Regions from separate parts of the Homo sapiens genome. Here region 2 is linked to region 1. A link is a contact called in ENCODE Hi-C data. All regions are on one chromosome and are shown on one strand. Each heading gives the region's core, a stretch centred on a gene start or an enhancer-like site at or near the end of the contact. The rest is flanking DNA. Distances are from core to core; before and after follow the strand shown. Region 1 overlaps STS (steroid sulfatase). Region 2 holds the start of PUDP (pseudouridine 5'-phosphatase).

Region 1 (5,053 bases), core at 2,161-4,660:
TTGAGGAGTACCCTCCAAGAAGGATGAGGCAAGACATCCTTCCAGGAGAAGAGCCTGCAAGTGTAAGCACAGCAATGCACAGAGCACAGGGGCTGCTTTCTTCAGTGTGAGAGGAGTGCTAGGAAGTGAAGCTGGGCAGCTGTGCATGCAATAAAGCAACCGGCCACAGCGCCCTGTTGAGAACAGGGAGCTTTCTCTGCTGGGATAGAGAAGCTGTGGGTGGTGTTCAGGTGGGTGAATGACATGGCCTTCTGATGTCCTCCTACCTGGACAACTATGTGACCAGAACGAAAAGAGAGGAGGAGGAGGGAAAAGAGGACAAAGCAAAGCATGGGCGCACATTGAGGCACCTGTTGGCCTCCATTGAGCAGAGCCACCTTTTTACCCTTTAGTTTTATCTATTCCCATGGCATAGGTTGCACGGAGCATGAGGAGCGTGGAAAGGTCTGTTTACTCACTGTTCTGAGGGTGCCAGCGCACAGCATTTAAGTAGGCGTTGCAGTAATGGAAGAGAAACTCATGATCGGAGCGTTGGCTTTTTCCTTCAAGCAGGGGCATCAGATCACGTCCATCAATGATCCTGTGGGATAAACAGCCAGGCATCAAGACGTGAATCAGTCCTGTGTTCTCAAATGTCCTTCTGAACCAATAAGAGCATGAGGGAGCTCCAGTCGTAATTAATACAAAGAAGACTGACCCCACCTGGGTGCCCTGTGCAACACACTGATCCCAGCTCTGTCCGTGCATTATCTCATTACATCTGCAAAGAGCACCATGAGCTGGAACTACTGTCATCCCCACTGCACAGATGAGAAAACAGAGGCACAGAAAGGTTAAGTAATTTGCCCAAGGTCATGGGACGAGTAAGAACTGATGGGATTGAAATCCAGCTGATCTGGCATTCATACCCTTATTCTTCCTCTTGCTTCTCCAAAACACAATTTTCTGTCTATTGCCTGATCAAAGGGAAAGCTTTATTCATGACATACAGGCCTGCTGAAAAGATGGGCACCTGACAATTTGGGATTAAAATAAAAAGATACTATATTGCATGAGGCAACTTGGATTCGTAGACTGCAATGAATGCAAATTTCTCCTTAGAATGAATTAATGTATATATAATAATAATGATACCATTAAATAACCAGGGAACGGATTATTCCCAAATGAAAATATATCTCCTCTACTACTGGGTATCTAACTAGGCCAAGAAAATAAGACATATGCAGTTGGTGATGAGCAAAATAAGATTACTTATAGTTTGAAGAAAGGAATAAGGTATAAAATTGTGTTTTGCATTAAACATAAATTAACAGCTACATGAGAAATTGAAGCCATGATACCATTAGGCCATTGCCATCAAAATGAGAGGCAGATAATTATTTTGAAAGGGTGAGTGTTTAACTTGAGGATTTTCTTTCTCTGATTAAAAACACTACATCCCTGCCATCTCTTGTTACAAGGCGTTTAGAAACTGGAAGTTTGGCGTGGCTGTACAATTTTGGTAAGTGTGCTTAAGAGGTCCTATGTCCCTTGAGCTTTCTCCCATGGTTTATTTTGTTGTCACTAAAAACCTATAATGTAATTATAGCCTTGTTGTTAGCACTTCTCCGGTCTCAACCCTTGTTATTAATCATGCACTCTGCAGAAGTCTGCAGACTGAAAATATTCTATTATCATAAGTAAAAATAAGAACAAAAGACTGGCTTGGCTCACTTCTCAAACCAAGGTTCCTGTGAACCACGAGGGGAAGAAAAAGAAACACCGTAGAGAGAGTTCTATTGAGACACAGCGTGTGCCCTGAAATACTGTTTCCATCCCGAAATGGCAGTCATTGTGCGTGGTTCTTTTCAAATTCCTTTCAAGAAAGACTCAGGCCTTTATGAGATCCCAAATAAAGCTGAAAGGAAGGAAGAAGTAAGAGAGGAAGTGGGCAGGCATGAGAATTAGACCAGGAAAAGCCCCCAGTGGTGAAAAGTGACCTGAAGGGGAGAGACGAGGGACAGAGGATTTCTATCCTTCCCCAAGCAGGGAGAATGTCTTTCAATGACTCCCCAAAAGCAAGATGAAATCCCCATTTTCTGGGACACAAGCTAGAATTTTACTTTTTGAATCTGGCTTTTTTTTTTTTTTCCATCTGCCAACAAAATTCATCATGTGATATTGTGATATAAGAACATGAGAGATGGAATTGCTGTCTTAAGATCAGTATTTTTCGATTTTTTTTTTTTTTTAGAGACAAGGTCTTGCTCTGACATCCAGGCTGGAGTGTGGTGGCGCGACCATAGCTCACTGCAGCCTTGACCTCCTGGGCTCAAGCGATCCTCCTGCCTCATCCTCCCAAGTACATGGGACTACAGGTACATGCCACCATGCCCAGCTATTTTTCATTTTTTTTTTTTGGAGCGATTTGCCCAGACTGGCCTTGAACTTCTGGCTTCAAGCTCTCCTCCGGCCTTGGCCAAGATCAGTATTTGATAACTGAAATTGATCATGATTATAGGAAAGGGGGATTTAACTAAAACAAAATAAGACTCCAAGTCTTATAATTATTTTTTCTTACTTAAAAATGAAATATTTGAGGTTTTTTTAAAGGAGGGGCACAAAGTTTATTCTGCAAACTTATTTTTCTATTTTTCTTCCAAAGTGGAGATAGACTTTTTTTTTTTTTTTTTTTTAATATCCCACACCTAACGTGGTCCTTCCTAGAGGCAGGCCATAAATCACGCTGCTATGGAAAGCCACCATTTAACAGTGCTGCAGAAATATGGTCTGTCAAAGGAAGCCTCATTTCTGCCATGAAAAATGGAAAGTGACCCTGTTGAGCTAAACTTTTAAGTGGTGTCTAAGCTATCGAAATATTTGGGATTGTCTTAAACCACTTGTGGGATTCGCAGTTAACTATGGCAATAACCCAGAGAACAGCACATTTCCATTAACGCTGCTAGTACAAAAATGCTTTTAGAATGTCGTGTTCTGGGGGAGATGGGCCAATCCACTTTCAAAGTGACTCAAAGCATTGCTGTTTTCTCTGGAAACAGTCTAACGGGATTTTTCTTGCAAACTAATTCAAGTTTTTGTAGCATGTTTGCATAACAGCCAATGCTAAAAAAAACTGAATGTGTTTTCTGCCCTAGTGCCCTCATGGCTCTTGGTGGAAAAGGGAGTGTTTGGGAGTGTTTTTAATTTGGAAGGTGAAATTATTCTCCTTGGGTTCCTGACTGACAATGATGGTAGCGCTATTAACAGGTTGTTTGCAAGGTACCCTTGTGTCAAAATTTCAGGTCAAGTTAAATACCATACAGACAATTTTTACATAATTAAAAAGGGCATGTTCTGGAAACCTTCCCTGAACCCTATTGACGTCATTCCTCCAAGAATGTGCTGTGCTCTCTCTCAGCTCTGAGGCTTTCAACATCCTCGTCCCTCCACGTGGGATGTCCTTCCCACGCGCCCTTTGCCTGGCCAAATTGCCAGGCCAAGGACTGAAGGATCATAAGAGAAAGAAAAGGTTTGGGGTGATACAGAAGGTAAGGTCTTGGAGACTAACAGAGAAGCTTATTTGGGGCACAATGTTGGTGAGCAGCTTATTTGATATACAAATGGCAATGATTTCAATGTAGACAGTCATAGTTAAGGAAACATCTTTAGGAGAAAGTACATATATCTGTAATAAATTAAAGGGAATCTTAAGTATTCAGAAAGTTATTATCACAATTCAGAAAAATATGTTTCCATTTGTAAACATTAAACCCTCTGCCATAGTTGAACAGAAAGCAAGATCAGTATAAGTGGTTACACACACAAACTTGGGATTGTTCCCATGAAGAGAGTCACCTTTAGTTCTGCAAAACTAATGTAAAGCAGATACAGCTCACTGACTTTTTCATCTGTATCACTCTATTGAAAAGGTCTTCTCTAGTGGCTCAACTGTAAGTCAGCAAAAGTTACTGGGAGAAGTCAGCTAAATCCATTCCTTGTCTCCATTAGACAAAAGTGTGTTAAGCATTAAAGCATTAATTTGTTTTTGTAACTTTAAAAAATGAAGTCAAATTTTGTTTTAATTATGGACCACAAGCTCTAAATATTTCACCTCTAAAATTTGATTCTTGAGGTTGCCAGCACTCTGTTTCCTTGCATCCCAGCTGAAGGGTCTATGGTTAAAATGTTGATGTTTTCCAAAAGGTGTAACCAACTATGGCTTGTTGCCATTCTCTATTACTGATGTTAATACCTTGTTAGGAAGGGGCATGGTCATACTCATACTATGGCAATATTGTATCTGCTTGCAAAGATGAGACCCACAGAAAGAATTTTCATGTTAATGAATTAATACATTTAGATATTCGATTCTTCTTTTTTGTAAGTCCTTGTTGCTGCCTTTTGTAACACAAAAGGTTGTCCTCCATTTATTTCCAAAATCAGCTTATTTGGAGACCTGGAGGGAAATAATTTTTCTGAATATGCCCAGGGTGATGGACACTGAAATTTCTTCTGATAAGTCATGCCACTGAATGAAAATGAATCACTAACGTGCATATGAAGGAAAAATTCACTGCCAGAGAGAAATCTCACGTAAGCACATCATAGGGTTGAATTAGAGAATTATTCTCACTGCAGTGTTAAGATGCTGCAAAACAAAAACAGAACAACAACAACAACAACAACAATCTTTCCTGTGTTCCTCCGGACTACCTTTCTTTTGGCTTAAGTAGAAACCTTGGATCCACGGGCTTCTGATCTCCCACCATGCTTTGATTGGCCATGAAGGACTCCCACTAGATCCAAAATGCTTCCTGAGAATTACAGGACAGTGCGTGAAGAATGGAGGTCTGCTGAACAGAAGTTATCTTCTTCAAACAAAACGCAGAAAGAAGCAAAGGCACTTTGTTAAGTGCTCATCAAACAGCTTGGGTCCAACCGTCTGAATGAGTTTCTTCTCCTGAGAAATGCAAATTTAATATCTCTCTAGCAGGGAGCTGAGAAAGCTTATTTGCACCACTCTGAGCAGGAAGGAGTTAAGACTATTTTCTAAAGGGCAGACATCTGTGTA
Region 2 (4,491 bases), core at 1,212-3,711, 180 kb after region 1:
TCCCAATCTGTCTCTTCCACAATCGCTGTGAGGCTTTGCCATTTCGTCAAAATGGCATTGGGGCCTTTTTTCCTTTGAAAAATACTCTTTTTTGGCCGGGGGCGGTGGCTCACGTCTGTAATTCCAGCACTTTGGGAAGCCGAGGTGGGCAGATCACTAGGTCAGGAGTTCAAGACCAGCCTGGCCAACATGGTAAAACCCCATCTCTACTAAAAAATACAAAAATTAGCTGGGTGTGGTGGCTGGCGCCTGTAATCCCAGCTACTTGGGAGGCTGAGGCAGGAGAATCACTTGAACCCAGGAGGCTGAGGCTGCAGTGAGCAGAGATTGCGCCACCGTGCTCCAGCCTGGGTGACAGAGTGAGACTCTGTCTCATAAAAGAAGAAAGAAAAAAGAAAAATACTCTTTTTTAATTTAATGACTAAACAGAAATGTGAGGTGGTTACAATACCAAAAAAATAACAGTAACTCTGACATGTGTGCATCCATTTGTTTCCAGAGAATGGAAGGAAACTGGGAGGGAGAATTCTACAGACTCCAGGTGGGAAATACTGTCATACTTACTGTAGGTACCACAGCTATGTGTGTGCAATGCATCTATTATGGAATTGTGTTCCCAAAAATATATGTTGGAGTCCTCATCCCCGCTACCTCAGAATGTGACCTTATTTGGAAACAGGATTTTGTCAGAGGTAATCAAATTAAAATGTAGTTATTAGGGTGGTCCTTAGTCCAATAAGAATCGTGTTCTTATAAAAGGAGAAAATTTGGACACAGAGACACACACAGAGGGAAGACGATAGGACAAGATACAGGGAAAGGAAAGCAGGTTCAAGCTGAGGAGAAAGACCTGGAATAGGTCCTTTCCTCACAGCCCTCAGAAGGAATTAAGACTGCTGACATCTTGATCTAGGACTTCTGGCCTCCAGATCTGTGACACAATACACATCTGCTGTTTAGGTTACTTAGTCTGTGGTATATTACTATGGCAGCTGTAGTAAACTAATACAGAAACCACGAACGACTGTATTTGAGGCGCAAGTCCCTACCTAATTTGCTCATAAATTGCCTTCTCTGAAATCCCGTGTCCTCAAAGGGAAATCACGATTGCATTAAATGGGGGAAGCTCTCTTATAGTACCACCTCTAAGAACACATAATTTTATTGACTATATATTATGCACTGGTACTAAGGGCTTGGCCTGCCTCACCTCCTTTATCACCTCCATTTTACCCAGGAGGAAACAGACACAGGTGCACTTTGTCTATCATAGATAATAATTCTTGCTGAATCCAGGCATGCCCCTGTCCACTATGTCTGCACTAAACTAGAAATACACTCTCATGTTTACACCTTTTTTTTTTTGTCTTTTTCCCCTTTTGTGGAGAACAGGGTCTCGCTATATTGCCCAGGCAGTTCTTAAACTTCTGGGCTCAAACTATTCCCCCAACTCCCACTTCTGCCTCCCTAAGTACTGGGATTACAGGTGTGGGCCACTGCGCCCAGCACACCCTCACGTTTTTAAAGTCTTGAAATTCTCCTATTTCCGCTTCTCAAAAGGTCCAATCCTTTTCCTTAAACGTGAATATACCACATAAACGAACACGAAATAGAAACAGGGACAAAAAAGTATTTTTTTGACGATGGCAAACGGGAAAAAAAAAAAAGAAAGCTGTTTAGGTGGCATTTGAAAAGTTAAAAAAGAAAGAAAACTCAGAGCAGCCCAAAAGACAGATGATACCTAAGAAGGCACAACCAGCAAGACATGTTGACTGTTAGTATTATTTCAGCATCCTCCTTGAGCAGCTTGGCTTTGCTCTGGGACAATGCACCAGCCTGGGATGCTCAGAGATGCAGGCACGGAGGTTGTGCAGCCTCTCCGCACACTGCGCATGCGCGGCTGCCGGTTCAAGTCGCGGTCCAGGACCGCAAGGAGGCGGGCAAGCGAAACTGAGAAAAACCCACCCACGGTCCAGGGACTGGGGGCTCGGGCGAACCCACCCAGGGACCTCCTGACCAAGGCCATTTGTCTGCAACCTGATGGCTAGAAGTGATACCACCCTGAGCATCTTCAATCCCCTTTCCCCACTCTACAGCCCCTTGTACTGTCCCTCCTTCCTCATTCACACCCCTGATCCAAACTCAAGCACTGAATTTGTCCCCAGACGAGGGCCTCGGCTCTGCGCGGCCGCTGGCTGAGTAGCTTGGCCCGATTCCGGGTGTGAAGTGAGGAGGAATTGATGCGGGTAAACATACAGCGCCGGCCCGCGCCGCATCCCGGGTCTGCAGCTACAGCTGCGGCGAAAGCCCAAGGTGCGCGTGCGCGGAGCGCCACTAGGCAGCCCAGGACGCGCGGGCTCGGAGCCGGGCGAGGGGCCGCGGAAGGCGCGTGCGCAGAGCGACCCCGGGCGCGCGAGAAGGTCCTCAGTGCGCGTGCGCGGGGCGGGCGGGTGCGCGCGCACTTCCTCCTCGCCCCCACCCAGACCCAGAAGGCGCCACCATGGCGGCGCCCCCGCAGCCCGTCACCCACCTCATCTTTGACATGGACGGACTTCTTCTGGGTGGGTAGTGTGCAGCCGCCGCCTCCAGTAAGGGCGGTCTTGTGTGGGCGTGGGGACGGTCGGCGCGGGGTACGTCACGGCCTGGGGGCCGCGGCGGGGCGGTGTTCATGCAGGGACGCTCGGGCTCCCGCGCGCTCTGCCCCCGGCTGGCCCCGAAGTCGGGCGGCGGCCAGGAGCGCCCGCGGGCCCATGTCCGGGCTGGCGGGCGCGCGTGGCCGCGGCGTCTACGCGGCCCCAGCACCCGCTTCCGGTCGGCGGCCCGCGCGTGGGGCCGGAGCACGTGGGAGCAGTCCCTGGGGTCCACCGGGCGGGCGCGCGGCTCCGCGTCCTCTCCTCAGAGCGAGGCGCGGCGGGACCTCCGCGCTCTCTTTTCGGTTACGCATGCGTGCGACCTTGAGCGGTGCCCAGCCTCAGCTTCCCCGTCTGCAAAGTAGCCTGGAGGATACTTGCCTGCCTGCTCCAAGGTTGCTGCTGTGGGCGCACTTTGATGGTAGCATCCTGCATGGTAGCGGTTCTCTACCTGGCGGTTTTGCAGCCCTGAGGGCATCTGGCAATGGCGATGTCAGGAGACATTTTGGCTGTCACAGCTGGCGAGGAGTGATGGGGTCACTGGCATCTAGTGGAGTCCAGACCAGTGATACTGTTAAACTTCCCGCAGTGCACAGGAGTGCCCTATGCAACCATAAGGAATTATCCCGCGCCGTCAACAGTGTAGAGGCACAGAAGGTCCGTCAAGTGGCCTGGCTGCCTAGGGTGACCAGCACCGGGGACATCACCTGTGGGCTACTTGTAAATGTAGAAGCTGGGGCCCCACCCTACCCCTGCCCAATCAGAATCTGCATTTTAAGCGCGTGAACGTTTGAGAACAGCTGCTCTATCAATCCGAGGCATTAAGAAACCCTTGGCAGTGTACTAAGGTAGTCAGTCTTAGCACATGTGAACTTCACCAGCCAAGAGGAATTCAAGTAGAATTCAAAGAATAAAACCCTGTTTTTAACTCAAGACAGAACTATGCTGAGCTCTACCGAAAGCCTTGACACAGTTAACACTATGACACATAATCACCAGGAGGCTTCATATATCTATAAACATGTCTGCATACTCTTTGTAGACAGCTGACCTGCTTGGTTACGTATATCATTCCTTCATTTCAAAACCCTGCAAGTTAGGAGGAAGTATTTGCATGTCACTAATTAAAAAAAAAAAAAAAAAAAAAACCCTGCAGCTCAGAGAGGTAAAGCTACTTGCCCAAGGTCACACAGCTAATAAGCCAAGCTGAGAAACGATTCTGGATTGATCCAGTTCTAAATATAAATGATGTTGAGCTCATCTTAAATTGTGAATGTGACCTTGTTTCTGCTCATCATATTGCTGGGTAATTCCCTAGCAGTGTTTCCTTTTAAAAAGGCATGCAGAAACCATTCTCTTCATTTTATGAACACAGAGGTGTAAACTGATGAATTCCAAAGGAAAAAAAAAATCCCCGTAGAGGTCACTAATTGGAGCCAACGGTGTATGCAGCTACTAAATTTGAAATGACTCAATTTCAGAAAGCTTGTGGGATACATAGGTATAGTTTGTAGACATGAATTTTCCTACTCCGGTGGTCAAAAAGTTAAATTGTCAAATAAATTTCTTATCCTCTAATAAAGGTCCAGAGAACCTGTTCTGGGAGTCTCATGAATTTTAATACCAAACAAGATGTCTCATTAAAATTAAATTTATTAAACTTCTAAATGAGCTTGGTGCCTAATTCTGATTCTAGATTCACACATAGCCATGCCCTGAAGTGATGAATGTGACTTAAATGGCATTACAAGCATTGACCTCACATTGTTACCCAATCCTCTGATCTAGTCAGATAACCAAGAATTAGTGCTATTTGGAAAAATAAGCCCTGCTTCTTTTTATTCCCCCCCCTCATTTTCTG

What was found. A loop is a pair of places that touch in the nucleus more often than their neighbours do. Pooled maps may share reads with other maps.
Region 2: a loop to region 1 is called in a map of IMR-90, with 10 times the contacts of the local background. The contact joins the promoter of PUDP here to the enhancer-like site in region 1. A Hi-C loop is called at or near these places in 2 of 168 maps with a recorded cell type or tissue (IMR-90 and ascending aorta), 1 of 37 single-sample maps with no recorded cell type and 7 of 50 pooled maps.

What each region holds. Positions count from the first base shown.
Region 1 is chrX:7,329,513-7,334,565 of GRCh38, reverse strand. STS (steroid sulfatase) reads right to left here. Exons shown (of 11, transcript NM_001320752.2): 10 at 459-580. Among named protein-coding and RNA genes, the nearest start is that of PUDP, 180 kb to the right of the region's middle. Within about 2 kb of position 3,410, at least 6 of the 41 ENCODE cell types and tissues checked have a DNase peak (open chromatin) inside an H3K27ac peak, as active enhancers do; they include IMR-90 and ascending aorta, where a contact is called at or near this core.
Region 2 is chrX:7,146,123-7,150,613 of GRCh38, reverse strand. It overlaps PUDP (pseudouridine 5'-phosphatase), which reads left to right and starts at 2,461. Exons shown (of 4, transcript NM_012080.5): 1 at 2,461-2,561. The coding sequence starts at 2,501. STS (steroid sulfatase) reads right to left here and starts at 2,902. Exons shown (of 11, transcript NM_001320752.2): 1 at 2,531-2,902. MIR4767 (microRNA 4767) reads right to left here and starts at 2,754; the gene lies at 2,677-2,754. RefSeq lists an enhancer at 1,982-2,031 and a silencer at 2,222-2,941.